Linked DNA regions of Homo sapiens: region 2 is linked to region 1. A link is a contact called in ENCODE Hi-C data. All regions are on one chromosome and are shown on one strand. Each heading gives the region's core, a stretch centred on a gene start or an enhancer-like site at or near the end of the contact. The rest is flanking DNA. Distances are from core to core; before and after follow the strand shown. Region 1 holds the start of OR6C1 (olfactory receptor family 6 subfamily C member 1). Region 2 holds the start of OR6C75 (olfactory receptor family 6 subfamily C member 75).

Evidence for each region. Hi-C counts contacts between places; a loop is a spot of excess contacts on that map.
Region 2: a map with no recorded cell type shows a loop between it and region 1 (2.1-fold over the local background). The contact joins the promoter of OR6C75 here to the promoter of OR6C1 in region 1. A Hi-C loop is called at or near these places in 1 of 168 maps with a recorded cell type or tissue (astrocyte of the cerebellum) and 2 of 37 single-sample maps with no recorded cell type.

Annotation. Positions count from the first base shown.
Region 1 is chr12:55,311,585-55,317,272 of GRCh38, forward strand. It overlaps OR6C1 (olfactory receptor family 6 subfamily C member 1), which reads left to right and starts at 2,759. Exons shown (of 2, transcript NM_001005182.2): 1 at 2,759-3,015. It also overlaps the pseudogene OR6C5P.
Region 2 is chr12:55,360,458-55,366,464 of GRCh38, forward strand. It overlaps OR6C75 (olfactory receptor family 6 subfamily C member 75), which reads left to right and starts at 2,518. Exons shown (of 3, transcript NM_001005497.2): 1 at 2,518-2,592; 2 at 3,336-3,425; 3 at 4,419-6,007. The coding sequence starts at 4,654. The coding sequence ends at 5,592.

The sequences.
Region 1 (5,688 bases), core at 1,509-4,008:
ACCAATAAGAAGACTTTTCATATATGTGAATACGTGTTTTCATTTTAATAGAGGCTATGTAGAATTTTTCTGCTTTAATAGGAATAAGTGGATATTACAAAAATTACTACAAGGAAAGACATCCATTGCTTCATGTCACTGAAGCCAGTTATTACAAATATTTAAATTTTAATTCCTTTACATTTCACTTATTCTTTTTGTGTGTTTTATTTTTCGCCAGCGGATCTTCTTGAAAGAAAAAAATCTCAGCATGAGAAACCACACAACGATTACAGAGTTTGTACTCTTGGGCATATCAGACAGCCCAGAGCTTCAGATTGTAATTTTTATCTTTTTATTTATAACTTATGTATTAAGCATAACTGACAATTTAACCATCATCATCCTTACCTTGACAGACTCTAGTCTAAAGACTCCTATGTATTACTTCCTCCGGAATTTCTCCTTTTCAGAAATTACATTCACCAGTGTTTCCATCCCCAAATTTTTGGGGGCAATTATTACTAAGGTCAAGACCATTTCCTATAACAACTGTTTAGCTCAATTATTTTTCTTCATCTTCATGGGTGCGTCTGAATTTTTTCTTCTAGCTGCAATGTCTTATGATCGTTATGTGGCCATCTGCAAGCCTCTCCACTACACCACCATCATGAACAAGAAAATTTGCACCCTGCTTGTCTTTAAGTTCATGGCTGGGAGGATTTCTGACCATTTTTCCACCACTCACGCTTATCCTCAAATTAGATTTTTGTGCTTCCAATGTCATTGATCACTTCTCCTGTGAGTATTTCCCCATTTTACAACTCTCATGCTCAGACATATGGCTTTTAGAGATTATTGGTTTTTACTTTGCCTTTGTTACTCTGCTGATCACCTTGGCATTAGTAATTCTGTCCTACGTATGCATCATTTGCACTATTCTGAGAATCCCATGTGCCAGTCAGAGGAACTTACTCCTCTCATATGATCGTCATCTCCATCTCTTATGGAAGCTGCATATTCATGTATGTCAAGCCTTCAGCAAAAGAAAGAGCATCATTGACCAAAGGAGTAGCTATTCTGAACACTTCAATTGCCCCCATGCTGAACCCTTCTATTTACACCCTGAGAAACCAGCAAGTAAAACAAGCTTTTAAAGATTTGGCTCACAAAGTAGTGTTTTATAGAAACAAATGAAAAGTATGTACTAACATGAATGAATGTCATCGTAAAGATTCAATAAAGGAAAAGTGAAGTTTTAACTTGTCCACTATCCTCCTATACCCATCTCAAAGCTACCAGAAATGCTGAGTTCATTTGCTTCAGTTTTCTTTTTAACTTGAAAGTGACTGTGTTGTGCCTTCCTTTAAAACTATCTGTAGGTTCCACGTAACCATTGATTTCCAATTTTGGTTAAAAAACCAGTGGCTATAAACATAAATCACCTTGTTGATTATTCTGAACAATACAAATGGTTCATACCATGGTTACTTAAAGAAGTAAACACTCTTTTAATCAACTTACTCTTAAAATTTCTCTTCTTGGTTACTCACATAACAATTTTTTCAAATGTTCTATATATATGATATATGAAATAAATTACTATCTGCAACAAACCTTTTTTGCATGCAGTATCCGTCCAATTCTTCCTACTCATCTGATGGACTTGGGTATTTATTTTCCTACTCACAAGTAATTTGAAGTTCAAAATATACTCTATTTTCTAGTTATGCTGAAGGTACACACTATGTCTAATTTATATGTTCTCCTTATTCATCATGTCTTTGTTTTTGAAAATGTATAAAAAGATAAATATTTAGGCAGCCATCATTGCTCTTAGGCACCCTGAGAGTCTGATATAAACTTCCTAAATAATAATAGCTCCTCTATAGAGAGTACTTACTCTGTTCCATATGCTGGGGTAGGTATGTTCTATCTCATATCTCATTTAATCTTTATAGCTACATGCAAAATAGACGTGGTTATCTGCTTTGTATAAATGTGTACATTGATACTCAGAAAAGTTGTGTAATTTGCCTAAGGTAACTGAGTTATAGTACACAATATAATAGTATATTTTAAAAAACAAACCAAAAAACTAGTCTTTGCTCTATTTTTACACATAGTGGAAACTCTGCAAGGACTTGCAAATTTTGCATAGCTTTTACTAAGAATCTGCACAATTTTATTGTCTTGTTCAGTTACATTATCTCATTTGGGCATGATTATACTATTATAGTCTAGACAGACACTAACTCCTAAAAATATATTTGGTATATAAATTGTAACATTAATCAATCAAAACAAGAAACTCTTCAACTGCCATTGCTGGTGAGCAATACAGTGAGCAGAGAAAAGTGTGAGCAGTATTACAGTAGTAAAAGTTACTAGAAGGCAGATTAAAAATAATGGGGTAGTAGTTTCCCAGTTTTACAAATGGCATGGAGTATTGAGTAGAGAGATCTGCACTAAGAATGAAGATATTTGATTGCTATCTCTGTATGCCATATAATGTCAAGGGAAAAAAATCTTCACACTTAGTATTGTTTTTGTTTGTTGTTATTTTCTTTTCTGTCTCATTGGACACTGTGCCCCAAGCTTCCTTTTCCAATTTAAATAGTAATGTGTATTATGTTTTATATTCCCTAGTGTTTTGTGTACATTTCTCTTCTGGCAATTTTGATTCACTGAATTAGTCCCCTTGAGCCAGTGGCAGACAGACTAGATGAAACATTACGTACCTCGTGGCATCTAGTATCTATGTAGAAACCATGCCAGACAGTTCTAAAACACTTTCAGATACTTTCCCTATTTTATATTTTTGCTCCTTTCTCACTCTCTACTATCAAAGACACATATTCTGTCTGGATAAAATGGGAAAATTAAGACAAAAGATTGAAAATAGGAAGAAAATTTCTTCAATGAGAAAGTGAATGTTTTCAGAAATCCTGGTTTTACTGGATAGCAATGGCATTTGCTAATATCTCTACTATTCCAGCCATTCTGAATGTTAGTGAAACTATATGAAAATCAGAGGTAAGTAAAACCTGTGGAAGGCAATGGAAGTCTCTCAAATCATAGCATTGAATCATTACTTAACAGCTCAACTTTTAATCAAAGTAAATAGGTATTATACTTTGAAACTTCACATAATAAAATGTATAAAAAGGATTAGCATGTCCTATTATACCAGTTTATTCATTCTCTAATAATTAAAAGCAGGAAATCACTATCTCTGTCTCTGTGTTTTTAATCAAATATAGCTATATAGTACTGTGCTTAAGAGAAGAGGCTAAGTCGTCTGAATTATACTTAATGTTTGCCTAGCTATATGAATTAAGTTATATAATTTCTCTGAGCCTCAGCTCTTCTTTTCAGAATAAGGATAAAATCTTCAGTTATGTTATAAAGTCTAAATGAGATAAAGAAAAAAAGTCCCTAGTTCAGAATAGATACTGCCTTTAATAAATCACAACTACAATGAATATTTTCCCAAATTAATTTCCAATAAAGGAAAAATAAATAATAAACTATTCCTAGAACCTACTAAATGCTGCATGATTTATGGAACACTTATTTATAGTATTTCAATTAATTCCCAAAAACATCCTTGAAATTTCAACTCTGTTTTAAACAGAGAAAACTGAAATTTAAAGACATTAAGTAACTCACCCAAAGTCACAAATCCATTAAATGTCTCATTCATATCTCTCTAACGTTAAAGCCTATATACTTTCTGTGATAATAAATTGGCCTTATAGGTCATAAATAAGAAATTAACAGTGTGTTAATACCACAGTTTTCTGTTAATTTATGTCCTTTTCCTATCTTGTTAAAATTATAAATGGCTAGTTAATGAACTGAAGGAATGAGGTTATGAGTGTTTATTTTCCAGAAACCTTTACAGAAATGAGTGTTACTATTTATGAAATTAAGTGTGATTTGGTGACACCTCTTTTCCCTTGATTTGTTTCTATACACACTTGTATGAAGGTTGAGAATTAAACCTGCCCATCATTATCGAAAGGAAGAAATATAAATTATTCCTATTTCTCCGGGGAAATAGTCATCTAAAATTGTTATAAAAACAGTAAAAAACAAATTTAATAAAATAATTATTTCAAGCACTCAATGAATTTTCCTGAAGAGCCACTGTTTCATTCAGGCCTACAGAATTTCTCAAAGTAACCCTTGTGTCATGGCCCACAGCCTAGAATAACCGAGCAGTACCAAAGTGTATTTCAGCATAATTATAAAACTGAGCTATATATTGCCCACAACATTGAGCTAAATAATTTTCTTTTTCATTAGTGTATTAACCTAAGCTCTAAAGTTGAAAAAAAACACAGAGTTATATGAGCAATATAGTTTTTGAAGATACGCTCTGCAAAATTTTTTCAGTGATCTCTATTAAGGTGAAGAAGAAAGAACTGAGTAAACACAGAAAAATTTAAAAACTAGATTTTCAAAGTATTTGCATTACTAAGGGAGGGCTCAACTCAGTGTAATTTAATACCTTATTAAAAAGTACATACACACACACACACACACACACACACACACACACCCCCCGAGAGAATAATAAAATAGAGCCAGTCAGTCCCTTATCTCAGTCTCTTAAAAGCACATACCTAGATTCTTCAAACTGATTTAGTCTCTAACAGTCCCTTTCTTACCAGGCACATCAAATAACTGCCAATATTTAACCTAATTTATTTAAGGGGTCATCGTTAATATTTACCTGATGGCAGAGCAAGATATAGGGTTGTTTCTAGAAAGCTCTGAAGATGCTTTGTAACCATTTTATTTAGTAAATATTAAATATCACCCTTAATTTTCATTTTAAATGGCTCAAATAATTTGTTGCAGGAATCTTTAGAAAACAAGTAAGTAATTTTGTTGAAATGGTGGAAGGAAATGAAAACAACCTAAGCCATATTCTTCCAGGAGAAAATATGGATTTGCATTCAGATATAAAAATCCAAGATAACTAATTAAATGCTTGGACCTATTCCTCATTATCTATATGAATACGTCCTGAGATCTTTTAATTCTCTAGGAATTCATTGCAACTTGTTAAACATTGAGGTTCAATCCTCTCAAAGGACTATGGATGCTGATAATTTTTATCAAGCTTATTTTATATTGGCAACTGAATACAATTCATTAAACTTTCATAAACATTTCTACATAAAAGCATGATATACCACACCCAGTTCTTGTTATTGGATCACATGCTACTAGAGTTCCTTTAAGCCTGTTTCCCTAGTCTTTGAAGACCAGCTATGGAAGTGTCTATTTTTTTTGTGAAGTCTCTCATGAACCCTTCAAATAACAACTTATATCTTCCCTCACAGCTTTTCCTATGTTCCCTCACAGCTTTCATCTGAAGCAAAAGAATGAGTCATGGTATTATTACTGAGTAAAGTGTTAAAAAAAATTAGCAGGGAATTTAAGAGGAAAACAGATTTACAAAAAAAGTTGAAATAAGGTGAATAATACAGTGCATTGATACATTATTCACTATAGACCAGTAATAATATAATATATATTTTTTAAAAACTTGAGTCTCTCATGTCAGTAAATTGTTGAATAAAATTGAATCTTCAGATTGAATCCAAATCTTGTATATTTGGTATGAATGTATTTTGTGACTTCACAGTGTTATGAAAAGCTCATGCTTTTAATGAAAAATAAACCCTGATGAAA
Region 2 (6,007 bases), core at 1,268-3,767, 49 kb after region 1:
AATTTTTGCAATCTATCCATCTGACAAAGGGCTAATATCCAGAATCTACAAAGAACTTAAACAAATTTACCAGAAATAAACAAACGACCCTATCAAAAGATGGGCAAAGGATCTGAACAGACACTTCTCAAAAGGAGACATTTATGCAGCCAACAAACATATGACAAAAAAGCTCATTATTATTGGTCATTAGAGAAATGCAAGTCAAAACCACAATGAGATACCATCTCACGCCAGTTAGAATGGCGATCATTAAAAAGTCAGGAAACAACAGATGCTGCAGAGGATGTGGAGAAATAGGAATGTTCTTACACTGTTGGTGGGAGTGTAAACTAGTTCAACCATCGTGGAAGACAGTATGGGGATTCCTCAAGGATCTAGAACCAGAAATACCATTTGACTGAGCAATCCCATTACTGGGTGTATATCCAGAGGATTATAAATCATTCTACTATAAAGACATATGCACACGTGTGTTTATTGCGGAACTGTTCACAATAGCAAAGACTTGGAACCAACCCAAATGTCCATCAATGATAGGCTGGATAAAGAAAATGTAGCACATAGACACCATGGAATGCTGTGCAGCCATTAAAAAGGATGAGTTCATATTCTCTGCAGGGACGTGGATGAAGCTGGAAACTATCATTCTCAGCAAACTAACACAGAAACAGAAAAACAAACACCACATGTTCTCACTCATAAGTGGGAGGTGAATAATGAGAACACATGGACACAGGGAGAGGAACATCACACAGCAGGGCCTGTCAGGGGGTGTGGGGATAGGGGAGGGATAGCATTAGTAGAAATACCTAATGTAGATGACAGTTTGATGGGTGCAGCAAACCGCCATGGCATGTGTATACCTATGTAACAAACCTGCATGTTCTGCACATGTACCCCGAGCTTAAAATATAATTTTAAAAAAGACAGAAAAAAAGTGGGCAAAAGACAAAACATTTTATTTTTTTAACTGATAAATAAAATTGTACATATTTATAGGTTACATAGTAATGGTTTGATACATATAATGTGTAGTGATAAGATCAGAGTAGTTAGAAAATTTGTCATCTCAGGCATTTATAATTTCTTTATGTTGGGAACACTTGTTTATTCATTTTTTAGAGACTAGGTCTCACTCTGTTACCCAGGCTGGAGTGCAGTGGCGTGATCACAGCTCACTGTAACCTTGAACTCCTGGGCTCAGGCAGTCCTTCTGCCTCAGCTGCCTGAGTAGCTGGAACTACAGGTGTGCACCACCACACCTGGCTAATTTTTTTCAAAAAATGTTTTTAGAGACGGGGTCTCACAATATTGCTCAGAATGGTCTCAAACTCCTGGCCTCAAGGGATCCTCCTGCCTCTGCCTGCTGAGTTTCTGGGATTACAGGTGCAAACCACCATACTTGACTGCATTGGAAACATTCAATATCCTCTTTCTAGCTATTTGAAACTGTATAGTGTATTATTATTAACTATAGCCATCCTACCATCGTATAGAACACGAGAGCTTATTCCTCTTACCTAGCTGTAATTTTCTTGAGATATGAAAGTCCAGGGGAAGCAGCAGTGACCTATCCCCTGAAACAGAGGTGATGAGTAATACCAGAAGCAGAAGCTCCTGTGAGAACAGGTTCAAGATATCCTCTGACAGGACAGTTATGGACATAACCCCTGGACAAGGAGCACAGCAGGAAGAACTTTCAAAGGACCTGTGAGGATGCATGAAGTTAGCACCTCAAGGAAATTCATATGTTACCCAAGGACATTAAAGGAGAGTACATTCCTATCTGGGGACATGGACATTTGAAGTCTTTAAGTGTTTTTTTTAATGAAGGTGCAACCTTATTTTATACCTACAAAAAAATGTAGAATTTTCACACTTTTCTGCAAGAAGTAAAAATTATGCTAAGAGCTATCTTTATCATCTCTGCATTCTCACAACCTAAGGCTGAGCCCAACACATTACAAGCTTTAAAAGGTAAATATTGAACGAATAAATGGTAGTGATTATAATCACAATCTTTCTATGTTGTCATCAATGGAAAAATTTAAAACCTTAAACACAAGTCTGACATCTTTTATGATGTGGAATAATGGAGACCACTGGCCCATTCTAAAACATGAGAACGAATTCTTAACATTTCCCTAAAATAGAGAATCAACTCATTCACAGTTTAGTAGTTTACCATTTAAAGACTACGAATCTTTTTTACTTCATTATTTATTTTCTTCTATTACTGCAGTTTTAGATTATTATAAAAATGTAAATTCTTCTTTATATTTTTCTGCTCCAATTTCAGGCTTCTGTATCACCTAAATATTTTATTCCAAATTGTATACCAATTTGGACTATTATTTAGTGGTTGGTGTCATGAGAACGCCAATCTTCATGGTACCTTTTATTTGTTCATTTAACTAATCCCCCTGAGTCCATTGTAAATACAGTAGATAAAATCATGGCTAGCCTGAATAACATTGCTTCTGCACAGAAGATCATTTCTTCTTACCTATCAAGCTCGGAAAGCCACTACATTAGCCTTCATTTCAACTAAAATTTGTATCAAGGTAATACTTTTTAAAGCGGCGATAGGTAGGATATCTTGAGACTTCAGATCCTTGGTGAAATTTGGGTTGATGTATAAAAATGTATTTATGTATGCCCTTCTTGTAAACGTTATAGAGAAGCTCTTGAAATTGTTCTTTATTATCAATATTTTGGATATTTTGTTACAAATACAAGATGATAGAGGAGAAACAGATTGCAAAAGCTCTTGAAAAATCCAACAGCATTTATGTTTAAGCAATGAATAAACCTTTTGAAATAAGATACACTAAACCATTCATATTTACCATAAAAGTATGTTTTTTCAGGAATATAATTTTTGCTTTAATAGCTTATATTTATGTTTTATATAAATTCAGTTATTCACATTATATATAAGTAAAATTAAAGCACACAATTTAAATGAAATATATAAAGAAAAGATAATGTAAAGAATATGATATCTTCTGTCCACTAAACACTTCTATATACCATTATCAGGGACATGTCTCTGGATGACTGAGTTGTCTTTACAACTCAGTCAATTATAAAAAGTAGATTATAAAAATTTGAATGAGGATGGAGAAGGAGATGCTCTCTTTTTTTCTTTTCTTTTGAATAAGCATATCTTTCTCCACCCTCATTCAAAAGAAAAAGAACAAAACAGATGAAGAGAAAAATAACAAAAAATTTTCAAAGACTACCATAGTATGCTGGCTATGAATTCTCATGAGCTTCATTTGAAAATGCCTTAATCTCAGAAGTTTTAATTTCTTTTTTCTTGTTTTCAGGGAATATACTGAAACATTTAGAAGACAGAGATGTATTCTGAAATATATAAAAATATAATGAAGGAAATACAGAAATAATTGATTTATAAGGTAACAACAGAATTTTTAAAATGTATTTGGTATCTATGTACTACAAAACCATTTTTCTCTACAAGCAAAAAGCAACAATGAAGTTTTTTAAAGTCCTTTTTTTTTTTTTTTTCCGAGACGGAGTCTGCATATATTGCCCAGGCTGGAGTGTAGTGGCACAATCTCAGCTCACTGCAACCTCCGCCTCCTGGGTTCAAGCAATTCTCCTGCCTCAGCCTCTGGAGTAGCTGGGACTACAGGCGTGCGTCACCATGCCCGGCTAATTTTTTTGTATTTTTAGTAGAGACGGGGTTTCACCATATTGGCCAGGCTGTTCTCGAACTGACCTCAGGTGATCCATCTGCCTCAGCCCCCCAAAGTGCTGGGATTACAGGCATGAGTCATTGTGTCCTGCCTAAAGTTAATTTTTTTTACATTTAGTTTCTTTTCCTTTTTTTTTTTTTTTTTTTTTTTTTTTTTTGACACGGAATTTCACTCTTGTCGCCCAGGCTGGAGTGCAATGGTGCGATCTCAGCTCACTGCAACCTCCACCTCCCAGGTTCAAGCAATTCTCCTGCCTCAGCCTCCCAAGTAGCTGGGATTACAAGCCCCTGCCACCACACCCCGCTAATTGTTTGTATTTTTAGTAGAGACAAAGTCTCACTATGTTGGCCAGGCTGGTCTCGAACTCCTGACCTCAGGTGATCCATCTGCCTCAGCCTCCCAAACTGCTGGGATTACAGGCATGAGCCACTGCGCCCAGCCTACAGTTAGTTTCATTGTGTATATTTAAGGTATATAACATAATCTTTCTATATGTGTATATATAGAGAAAGGATTACTACCTCCAAGCAAAATTATTCTATCCATCACATCCCATAGTTACCTTCTTATATAATACATTACTAACTGTAGCCTTTGTGCTATACATTAGCTCTCTAGATTTATTCATCGTACATAACTACAAGTTTAAACCCTTTGAAGATATTGAATATATATATATGTATTAAATAGATAGATGCATCAGCGGATAGCTAGACACAATGGAATGTTATCCAGCCTCATAAAAGAAGGAGATACTGCCACACTGCCATTTGTGACATTACGGATGAACCTGGAAGGCATTATGGTAAATGGAAAGAGCCAGACAGAAAAAAAATAATAATTTTCTTTACTGGTGTCATAGTTTTCTGGTTTCTTCACCTATTTTACAGCGAAAATACAGAATACTTTTCTAAAGAAAAAAATAATGAGAAATTCCACAGCAGTAACAGACTTTATTCTTCTTGGATTGACAAGTGACCCACAGTGGCAGGTTGTACTTTTCATATTTCTTCTTGTTACCTACATGTTAAGTGTGACTGGGAACCTGATCATTATCACCCTCACCCTTTCAGATCCCCATCTGCAGACTCCCATGTATTTCTTCCTTCGGAACTTCTCATTCCTGGAAATTTCATTCACGTCTGTCTGCATTCCCAGATTCCTTGTCACTGTTGTGACAGGAAACAGAACCATTTCTTATAATGGGTGTGTGGCTCAGCTATTTTTTTTCATCTTCTTGGGGGTGACAGAATTTTACCTTCTGGCTGCCATGTCCTATGACCGCTGCATGGCCATCTGCAAACCTCTTCATTACACAATCATCATGAGCACCAGAGTGTGTACCCTTCTTGTCTTTAGCTCCTGGCTTGCAGGGTTTCTGATCATCTTTCCACCAGTAATGCTTCTGCTGCAGTTGGATTTCTGTGCCTCCAATGTAATTGATCATTTTATCTGTGACTCTTCTCCAATGCTGCAGCTCTCTTGCACAAACACTCACTTTCTAGAACTCATGGCATTTTTTTTAGCTGTGGTAACACTGATGGTCACCTTGACATTAGTTATTCTCTCCTACACAAACATCATCCGGACAATTCTGAAAATTCCTTCTATGAGTCAAAGGAAAAAAGCCTTTTCCACTTGCTCCTCCCATATGATAGTTGTCTCCATCTCTTACAGTAGCTGTATCTTCATGTACATTAAGACTTCTGCCAGAGAAAGGGTGACTTTAAGCAAAGGAGTAGCTGTGCTCAATACCTCAGTGGCTCCTCTCTTGAATCCCTTCATATACACACTGAGAAATAAGCAAGTGAAGCAAGCCTTCAAGAGCATGGTCCAGAAGATGATTTTTTCTTTAAATAAATGAATGTGATTATGTAAAAAATGTACCCCCAAAGGCAAAGCTGAATGAAAAACTCTCTACCCTTCTCTACATGAACTCTTTCTAAACACCTTATTTCACACTTTTAGTTAGACATAGTTACATATCATCAACACTTCTTAATGAAATTAGCCTAAAAACCAAGATTTAGCTCTTCTAAACTATATAGAAAGTGTTCGCTCTCTCACCTATGTAACTAAATTTTAGGTAAATTAATAATTACTATGGTTTATTGAGGGATAGCATTGGGAGATATACCTAAGGCTAGATGACGAGTTAGTGGGTGCAGCGCACCAGCATGGCACATGTATACATATGTAACTAACCTGCACAATGTGCACATGTACCTTAAAACTTAAAGTATAATAAAAAATAATAATAAAATAAAGGCAAAATAGAT